2 separate regions of the Homo sapiens genome follow, and region 2 is linked to region 1. Evidence: read pairs that join two places in POLR2A ChIA-PET (ENCODE). Cell type or tissue: Panc1. All regions are shown on one strand. Links, peaks and the distances in the headings refer to the core of each region. The heading gives the core; the rest is flanking DNA.

What was found. Peaks named below come from ENCODE experiments on the same cell type or tissue, not always from the same donor. Only the 100,000 strongest peaks of a DNase experiment are listed, where the experiment ranks them.
Region 2: POLR2A ChIA-PET joins it to region 1 with 10 read pairs; 2 of 35 experiments call an interaction of 5 or more read pairs at or near these places.

What each region holds. Positions count from the first base shown.
Region 1 is chr1:104,116,800-104,122,197 of GRCh38, reverse strand. No RefSeq gene overlaps it. Among named protein-coding and RNA genes, the nearest start is that of AMY1C, 370 kb to the right of the region's middle. In Panc1, for the core only: CTCF peaks have their summits at 1,327 and 1,532 (motif pointing left); no DNase peak of the experiment used is centred there.
Region 2 is chr1:104,192,441-104,197,838 of GRCh38, reverse strand. No RefSeq gene overlaps it. Among named protein-coding and RNA genes, the nearest start is that of AMY1C, 450 kb to the right of the region's middle. In Panc1, for the core only: no CTCF peak of the experiment used is centred there; a DNase peak (open chromatin) is centred at 2,218.

The DNA of each region.
Region 1 (5,398 bases), core at 122-5,121:
ATAATAGCATTATATTAAGCCATAAAGTCAGATATATGTTATTATTAGCTTAGAGATGATGAGGGATATTCACTATATTTGCTGAAGATCATTCAGTCAGAATAAAGGGCAAACAATTAATCAAGAAATAGGTTGTAGAAACTCGGCAAGCCTAAAGTAAAGTTCATGTGCAGAAATAATTAAAAAGCAGGTATCATTTCTGATTAATTTTTGAAATTTCTTTTGATTTCTGAAAAATTCATTACCTTTTTGTTTGTTTTTTCTGAGTAAGGATGACCATTTCAAAAAGAATATTTCGATTTAAAATAAGCTATGCCTACAGACTTCATAGCTCAATCATTTATACATTTATTTAGCAAATATTTATTAGCCTTCTAATTTGTATGAGGCCCTGCATTAGTCACTAGAAAGTTAAGAAAGTTAATACAAAGCAAAGATAAACATGATGCCTGCCCTTGTAGAATTTGAAGTCTGGTTAAAAGAGTAACAGCCCCTCCTTCCAAATTACACATGAAATTTGTATCCATCATTAGAAATGAATCAAGCTTTAAGTAACATAGAGTGAAGATACAGTGGCACAAATATATAGGGCTAATTTTTCTCATATACATATATTCTAGATGTAGGCAACTGCTGTTGTTTCTTCGGCAGCTCATTGAATGTGGACCTACAACTTTGCTATTGTCTTCTGCTGTCCCTTGAGAGAGCCTCTCATGATCCTACGACGCCTATTGCACAACCCATTATAAATGAGTAATAATGTATTTGTTTCAGTGGAAGATAAAGGAAAGGAAAAAAGACAGCATCTATAGGAAAACAGCAAAAGTCTGCAGGAAGTCCACAGCATACTTCTAGTTCCAATTAATTGGTCTAAACCTGGATTATATTGTCACTTTTGACTGAAAGATAACTAAGAAGGATACGGTGAGTCAAACAAAAAAGTTTTGTAATGCTAATTAATACTGCATAATTACTAACTGTTGTTTTCCGGTGAAACTGACCCCAAATCAGTCTTTAAAAAGCAAATTTAAAAATAATTCTTAGTTCTCCCAAAAAACAGGATTAAAGAGTATATATATAACATATGTGTATATATATATGTGTATATATATGTGTATATATATGTTTATATATATGTGTATATATATGTTTATATATACACACACATACATACTGAAAACATATATTGGTTGTAGCATGGTATGCTCTTACTATGAACACAGGAATAAATCAGGATACTAGGTACTCTAAGTACCTCACAGTATAGTGGAAGAGACAGGTAAACAGATAATTATAAGACAATGTGATTTGTACAATGTTCAATCTTCTAGCATAAGATGTCATTGCTAAGATTTTCATATATCTCCAAATAGTATCAGAATATTGTAAAACCTTTGGTTAAGACACCACTGGTAGTGATTCTTAAACTGGAAATCTGAACAAAACTAAAAAAAAAAAAAAAAAAAAAAATTCCTGCCAAATAGAAAAGGGTTATATTGTCATCTAGTGGCCAAACTCATGTCCTTGAAATGATTTAGTTACTTTGGATATAATCTATCTGAAAAAGTTATTTTTAGGGGGGGAAAGCAATTAACTACAATTTCACAAGTTTTCAGATCCTAATACATGAAGAGAATTAATGCTCTAAAAATTATGATAATATCACATGCCTTTTCAGGGACAATTTTTTTTTTCACTCTTTCATCACAGATAGAAATGCCTTCAATTTAAATAACTGTCCCAGTTTAAAGGAGGCTAGACAGGCATGAAAACTAAGTGCAATATGTGATCTTGGATTGGATCCTGCAACAATTAATGATTTTCAAAAAAGCCTGTAGATTATTTAATAGCATTGTAGCAGTAATCATTTTATGAGAGATATTAATATTTTGGGAAACTGGATGTCAGATATATAAGAATCCTATGAAATTTTTGCAACTTTTTATAACTCTGAATTTATTTTAGACTAAAAAATCTAAAATAAACTAAATAATAAAAATTAATGTAACTTATAAAACTGGGTTTATAATGTATTTTCTGTTCCCCTAAGCTGATAATATATTATATAACTATAAAAATATTATAATTCACTTATTCATATATTTTGTTCTAAATTATATATTTTGTTCTAAATTGTATATTTTAAAACTTAGGACCAATGTGAAAGATTAACATCAGTGCTCAGAAATATGAAATATATCTTCAATAAATTGCTTTTGTATGCATTTAGTTGTGACACTGCTGTTTCTCTCAATCTTGGCCCAAAACTCTAGCTACTCCAGGAAGACACAATTAGTATCTGCATAGGTGCATTATTTTTCTTTCACTTCATGTACTAAGTGTAAAATAGTTTAAGGAAACTATTTTATTACATCCCATCAGAGACTTTACTTTAAAAACTCGATGAGATACATATTATTTTATATTTAATACTCTCAGTACTTTCAAAAAAGTAATACTTTATATTATCTAAGTCAATGCTTCAGATGTTTTATTTTGTTGGCAATAAATGAACACATTAATCATCTTTTATTTATCATTTATCTACTTATTTAAAAAGTATGAATTGCCTACTCCTTCTGTGGTAGGCACTGAGGCACAAAGATAATGAGATATGGTCCATATGTATTATACTATATAGTATGACTTCTAATAGCTCAGCTTCACCTATTAACATTTAGGTGAAATTAATAAATTTTTAGGTTGCAAGCACACACCTTCTTCAGTTGTCTGAACCCTGCAAAAAACATTCATAAAACTATTAGATTTAGATAACATATTTCAAATAGGTTTATTCTTTAATTCAATTCATATTTACTGAATACTATTTGCCAAAAACAGTGGTAAATACTGAAGATATAAAGATGAGTAAGTTCTTGTACTCAAGAAGCTTATGGTCTAGTAAAAAAAAAAAATGCAGTCATGCAAACAAATAAAGACAAAAGGATATCAAATGTGAAACAATACATACAGAGCTTTACACAGAAATATGTAGTCATTACAAGGAGAGTTGGAAAATGCTTTAAAACAAGGTAATAGCTGATCTGAGTTTTGAAAGCTGAGCACGTCTTTAGCAAGAAAGCAAGCATAATAGATGACTCAAAAGCCAAAATGTTACTATCCGAGTGACATGGATTGCTGTTATAAGATAGGTAGAATCTAAAAATTGTGTTTATGTGTGTCTAAAATATGTCTCTGCGTTGCACTGGGTGTCAGGTTATCCTTCGTATTTTAAAACAAACCAGAAGATGCAGGTTTTCCTGTTCGTGGTTTGTGTTATTCCTTGCCTCTGTCCTTATCTCTTCTTATTAGAACACCAGTCATATTGAATTAAGGTTGACCCTAATGAGCCTGTTTTAACATCCTTACCTCTTTAAAGCCCTATCTCTAAATACAGTCACACTCTAAGGTAATGTGGGTTAGGGTTTTAATATACGACTTTTTTTTTTGTGGGGGAGGACAATTCAGCCCATAATCCTCATCTTAGGAAGTGGGTTGAGCAACAAAATGTCCAAATGTTAAACCTAACAATTTGCCTTGCTTTTAAAAAGCTCTCCCAGTGGTTCTATTTTCAATCACGTTGTAGGTCAAAATTTAGGAAGATTATAATGCAAAGATTCACCTACTGTGATTGAGAATTGAACCCAATGTCATTTGATGTCTTTTCTACTCATATTATTTGATGATTTTATGTCACTCTGATTAGTACAACGTTACAGATTAAACATAGACAAGGAAACTAGATTTTTGGTCATGTGCCAACTTTAGTTGGCAAGTGCTTTCTGAAGCACTGTAACGAGGAGAGTTGTGAGACCATGTTCAGGCTTTAGGTGGAAAAGGGTCCTAATGTATTATTTATGTTTGCCATAGAATAGGGAGTAGAACAGCTCCGCATGTGCTACGCATGTGTCTTTCTTGTAATAGTCATCTAAACAGAGACTAAACTAACAGTTGCTAAAGAAAGTGTAGTTTCAAACCATATAAACCTTTGGAGGACTCTATTTGGCTTCAGGTATTTTATTTCATCATCCTAGCTAGAATAATGCCCACATTAAAAATGTGACCACTCATTCTCAGGTTCTTCCCCTACTTTACTTTGTGGAATCTCACTTTAGCAACAATTTCTGTGTTTTTCCCACTCTTCTCCAGACCCAAATCTGTCCCACTGGGTCTTTGAGTTCTTCCTGTCCTTATTGTCATGGCTTTTCTCATAATGTTCACTACACCTCTTTCTTTGGATCAACTCACTCTGCCTTCTTACACCTTCTCTCTCATTCTCCCTCACTGATTTTTTTTTTAAATACATGTGTTTAGCTGTATATAACAATCTACCATCTACCTACCAGCTTTGTTATTAGATCCTCAATGGAATCAGTTTGTAAATTCATTCCTTTAAGAAAATAAATTATTATATTCTCTCTTCATGGATTCTTGAACTGGAAAATGTTTTAACCTTACACTCCCATATGTAAGCTCTCCACCATCAATGATAATGTAAAACCTCACTATTATTCTTTATAAAACTAAAAATGCTTAAGCTATTATTTTCGTAATACACCACTAAAACTCACTTTATCCCATGTCTGTTCACTATTTGATTAACAATAATTTAGAGGTGTCAATGAACACTAAATATCATTTTTCAGAGTGTCTATTTTTTTATTGGAATAATCACCCAGATTTTAAAGAGAGTGATTTGGGACATTACAAAAATTAGAAATGACGTTTAAGTATTTGTGTTTTTAAAATTATTTCATGGTTTATCAAACTGTATCAAAGTTCTACTTTTGGGCAACTATTGTGTTGGAAAATAGCAGAAACATTTATAAAATTGAGAAGTAAATAGTTGCTGCTAATACGTATATCCCAAAGTTGAACAATGGATTTGAAAAAGGAATAATATTTTTTCACGATATTCTGATTTAATGTGTTATTGTGCCCCTAAGGAATATATATACATAAAATAAGAGGAAATTTGACTAAAGAAAATATTTTTATTTCAATTCATGAAAAAAGATATCTTTTTAAAAAATTAATGTGCTACATTTTATATTTTGTGGAAGATATTCAGTGTGAAATGTGAAAAAGGAAAATTGAAGTGAGAGTTTGAGTATCATTTACATCACAGGTATTAATTAATATAATTAGAAAAGAATACTTATTAAATTATCCTCAAATCTTATGGTGACTATACTTCTGGCACTTTTTAGAAAAATATATTTTTCAAATATTTTGACTGTTGATTTATAAAAATCATTAAAATTCCATAAACTGGAGTATTTTAATAGCTATAATCTAATTCATTTTCTGCCTTTTGTAGAGAGAAACATCACAGAACATTTTTTATTGAACCAAATATCTAAAGTTTTGGTTTAGAAAAAATGCTCACTGTATATAA
Region 2 (5,398 bases), core at 130-5,129, 76 kb before region 1:
TCCATAAAGAGAAAAGTTCTCATTTATAAATAACTGACAACAAAAAGCACCATAAAAGACTGCAAAAAACACTACTTTGCACAAAGGTCATTTCAACCTTATGCAAAAATACTACTGTAAGGACATCTGCCTAGCAACTGCTTGTGCAACTTTAGACTGACTACTTTTGTTATTAACCTTTGTAGCCAAAGATAATAATCTCAAACAACTATGTAATCTTCTTAATTTTTTTCTTTAAAAACCTTTGTCTTCTTTTATGCTCCTGAATATGAATATCGCTTTCTATGGAACATTTATTCACATTGCAATGTCCTATTCCTAAATAAATATTATTTTCTTTTAGAGATACTCTTTCTGGTTATTTAGGTTGACACATTTGATGAGCAAGAAGAGATGTGAGATATTCTAGGCAACAATTTGATTTAAAATCAAGTTAGCTGCAACAGAAAGATAAAGTCTTCCGCGACAGAGGGGAGTAACAAGCACAGAAACTCGGTCTAGTGCTGGGAATTTTTTTACAATAGAGAATACAGGTAGAGAACACCACTAGTTCTAACAAAGATAATTTGAATAACGGGAGAGAAAGAAAGAGTGATAGCATTAAACCTGAACTTTGATAACCAATATTTTTTAAAAAGGCAAAGACAATAAAACAATAAAAGCCTTACTAAGATGAGTTTCTCTTGTACTGAAGCAGGGTCAAGTGGAAAAATGTGCAACACTGACTAAGAATTAGGTAAATGTGTTGAGATGAAGAAGTCACTGTTTAACAGAGAAGCTGCTGGAAAGAACAGAGACAGAGACTAAAAACCTGAGATCCAGATTTTAGTATGACAAGAACTGATCTCTCTGTTTTGGTTATAATAGTTTTTAGTATGACAGGAACTGATCTCTCTGTTATGGTTATAATAGTTTTTAGTTTTCACTCTGTTTTGACTGTACTTTAACATTTTAAACTCTATATCTGCATCATGTTCTTATCAATCTCACATTAAAATGGCTTTAGTAAACTGTATTGTTTATAACTAAAACCAGCCTCCATATCATGACAATGTTCTGGCCTAGCTCACTTCTGCTTCCTATTTCTTCTACAACTTGCCTTTTATTGACATACTACTGATTACATTCCTAACGGAAGGCAGCAACTCTGTCATCTTCATTTCTGCATACCCATATCCCCTTTCACAGCACTGGATGTAGAGGCAGTGTTCAAGAGTTCTTTACTGATACAAAATTCAGTAACCATCTATCAATTCAATGTGGGCAGGCTTAAGCAGATTTTTATCTCATGATAGAACAAGAGCATTAGGACATACCATTACCCCAAACAGAAAATATTAAATGTAGCAATAAATTATGAGCTTCTATTAAAAAGAAACAGTGTTATAGTATACTCCTGTCCAAAGAATGATCCTCTTCTATTGAGGAAAATTCTTCTTTATCCCCATCTAGTAATCCAGACCATGCAAATGAATACTGGCAACTAATGGGCAACAGATGTTGCAGCCAGATGGCCCCTAACTTGAAAGTAGTTAACTTGTACTCAGGTGGTTATATTTCTTTAGAAGTGTTATATAGTCTGTCCCTTTTTTGTTATACTCAGTGATTAGTGGGCAGTTAAATACTTTATGCTACTAATTTAATTAAAGTAGTTTTAATGAAAAATAAAAAGATAGATGATTGGATTTCTGATGCCCTGGTGTAATTCAAAGAATTTGGTCCAAGCCTTCAAACATTAAGTTCTATGGTTGACCTTGCAAAACCAAATTTATAAAGAGCAAATATTGATTACCAAATATCTTTACAAGATATTTGATACATTCTCTGATCCAGAAAATAGAGAAGAAAACTTAATATTTGAAATAGACAGGTAAACTTGGAAATGAAAATTGTATCGTTATTACATAAAAAGAGAGATTGCCATGATAGGAAGAATGAATGCTACAACATAAACCCTCTAAGGTTACTTTTCAATAAGACACATGGAAGAAATACTGCAAGAGCACCCTCAAGCACTATTTTAACAAGTGTAACATTATCAATAGAAAGAAACAATAGCAGGGCAGAAAGATATTACAATTGAATATGATCTCTCATTTTGAAGAAGACAGCAGGTTGAATACAAGGCTAAGAGGTAAGGTAGCCCTGCTGGCTACAGCCACTGACTCTTTGAAATAACTATTACTCACACATTGGTGAGATCATCATAAACATGTGAAGTAATGCCTCAAACAATGTAACCTAGCAGGGCATGGTGACTCACACCTATAATTCCAGCACTTTGGGAGGCTGGAGTGTGAGGATCACTTAAGGCAAGGAGTTTGAGATCAGCCAGGACAACATAGTGAGACTCCATCTTTATGGAAAAAAGAAATAACAAGAAAAAGCCAGACATTTTGTTGTTGTTGTTGTTGTTTTTCCAGATCTGGTGGCACATGCCTGTAGTCCCAGCTACTTGGGAGGCTGAGGTGGGAGAATCACTTGAGAATAGGAGTTTGAGGCTGCAGGGAGCCATAATTGTGCCACTGCACTTCAGCCTGGGAGACAGAGCAAGACCCTGTCTCTAAACAAAAATAAATTTTAAAAAAAGAAACAATAACACCTTTGAATACAAAAAATAACATTCCACTGGTTTATTAATCTATAAAGTAATCTAAATGAAGGTTTATAAAATTTTGTTGTTCAAATATATTATTTTATTATCACTTCAAAGAAATATAGATTTAAGTAAATGTTTTCCAAAGGTTAGCAGACACATTTTAATTTTTAATTCCTTTATTTGGCACAGGGTCTCACCTTTTCTCCTGCAAAATATAAATAATAGCACAATAGTTTGGTAGAAGAGCAGTGGCCTTCAAATTAAATTTCCAGACAAGAGCCTACAACTACCAACCAGGTATCTTTATTCTTTATGCCCATTTTATGAATGAAGAGTATTTCACTGTCCTTTCCTGAAAAAAAAAAAAAAAAAGAAAGAATAAAACTGGGAATAAGAGTGAGTGGGAACAAGATGGTTCTTCAGTTTCTCAGTCTTTCAAATTGTCTTACATCAATCGTATATTGATATCCCATTGCATAACAACAGATATTCTGCATACTCTACCATTTTTACGTATCAATCCTAATCAACTATACTTGCCAAGATCACAAACAAGCTCTTTACCACTAAATCAAACTGATCGATTTTGTCCTTATCTTGCATGATCTCCTGGTGTTTGCTTCACATCTATCCCTTACTAATTTTTTTTAATGATATGGTTTTCTGGCGTCTCACACTCAGATTTTTTTTTTCCTTTTCCTCTAACTGCTTCTTCTCAGGTGGGTTGCTTGTATGGTTGTCCAGATAGGCTTCATTGATAAGATAAAAATTGAGCAAAACCATTAACAAGGTGAGAATGATAGCTAAGCAGGACTGACAGGAAGATAATTCTAGGAGGAGGAAGTAATTTAAACACAGCAATGCCCCTAAGATGGGATTGTGTTCATATTTTCAAGGAACAGAAAATATGCAAGTATTACTGGGGCTGAGTTAGGGAAGGGAAGAATTTTTGATGAAGACAGGAAGGTGCTAGAGTTACCAAAATATGCAAAGCTTTACTTGCTATGTAAGGTCTTTCACTTTATTCTGAGTGAAATAAGGAGATATTGAAGAGTTTTGATCAGAGGAGTTATGACTGAATTTTGTTGTTAAGGTTTACTTTTGCTTTTGTGTAAGAACAAATTTTATAGGAGCAAAGTAAAAGCAGGAATTCCAGTTGGGATGTCATTACAACAATGCAGATGAAAAATGATGATCTTTCTACCAAATATGCAGCAGTAGAGGCAGTGAAAAAAATAAAATTCTAGAAATACCTTGAATGTAGAAAGGATTATCTGATGACTTGGATATGAGGTGTGAGAGCCAAAAGGATTCAAGAATGGCTTTATACCTTTGGTGTGGAAAACTGAAAAGTTTAATTAATTTCAACTGAAATGGGATGGCCTATAATTGAAGTAGATTGCAGTGGTAGTGGATGGTAGGGGAGAGAACAGATCAGAAGTTACATTTGGGATATATTGAATTCACAATGGTTATTAGAAATCCACGTGAAGATGTGGAAGAAGCGGTTGACTATATGTCTAAAATTCAGAAAAGAAGTTTGGATTGGAAATTTTAATTAGAAGTAAGTAGCATGTGAATTATACTTAAAACCATGAGCCTGGATGAAGTAATTAGGAATGTGAATATAAATTGAGAAGAGAAAAGGATCAAAAACAGAGCCTTTAGCAACACCAACATTAGAAGGTGGAAGAAAATAATAAAATAAATGAGAAAGAATAATCAATGTGATAAGAGAAAACAAGAGAAAATGGATTTCTGGAAGCCAAATGAAGAAATGGTAGTAATCAACTATGTCAAATGCTGCTGATTGGCCAAGTAAAATAAATAGTGGAATTTGATAATTCAATGTAGTAACATGGAAATTATTAGTGACATTGATGAGAGTAGTTTCAGTGGAGTTGTATCATGATAGTTTGATGGGAGAAAAGAAAATTGGAGACAAAGCATAGACCATTCTTTTCCGAAGTTTTGATGAAAAGGGGGGAAGAAAAAAGTGGTATCTGGTTGATGAACTGCTGGACACGTTGTTTGTTTGCAATGTGAGAGAGATTAACATCCATATAACAATGTTGTCATATCACAGACTGGCTCCACCCCCTGTTATATTGTCCTTGCCTACTTCCTCACCACTTTACAGATCCTACCAATTACTAAACCCTCATGCTTCTACTTCCTTCATATCAATCAAATCAACTAACTTCTCTCAAGCCCCCTAATCCACTATGGTTTGTTTGTTGCCATTTCTCTAACAGGCCATAAATATAATTCCTCCTTACATTTTCCACTATTGCCTTCCCCTGATTTAATCTCTAAACTACATTGGAGTAAATTATTTTGCAATAAATATGTGATTATGTTAACCTTTTATTCAAAATACTAAAATGACTGTTCATCACCTTCCAGCTAGTTATAAAATTATATATTTTTCAAAGGAAAATGTATATTACTTCTTGTGAAAAAGCCTGCAATGATTATTCATCATCTGCTACATAAAAACTAATCTTTTTAAGTAAGCACGATAGGTCTTTTTAAATCTGGCCCCTGTTCATCACTCAGATCACCTTCTACTTCATCTTTTTTTTGTAAGAAATTTGAGGGCAGGGATTTTTCCACTTTGTTCAGGACTGTACCTTGAGAACTTCAAATAGTGTCTGGTCTGAATTAATCAGTTAAAAATAAATAAAAGAATGTCTGGATGAATGAACACATGCCTTTTGCAATATCTAATGGATAGTGAGTGTGCAATTGTGAATAACTTTAATGAAATGGAAAGGACTTCTTATATGTCCAAGAGGT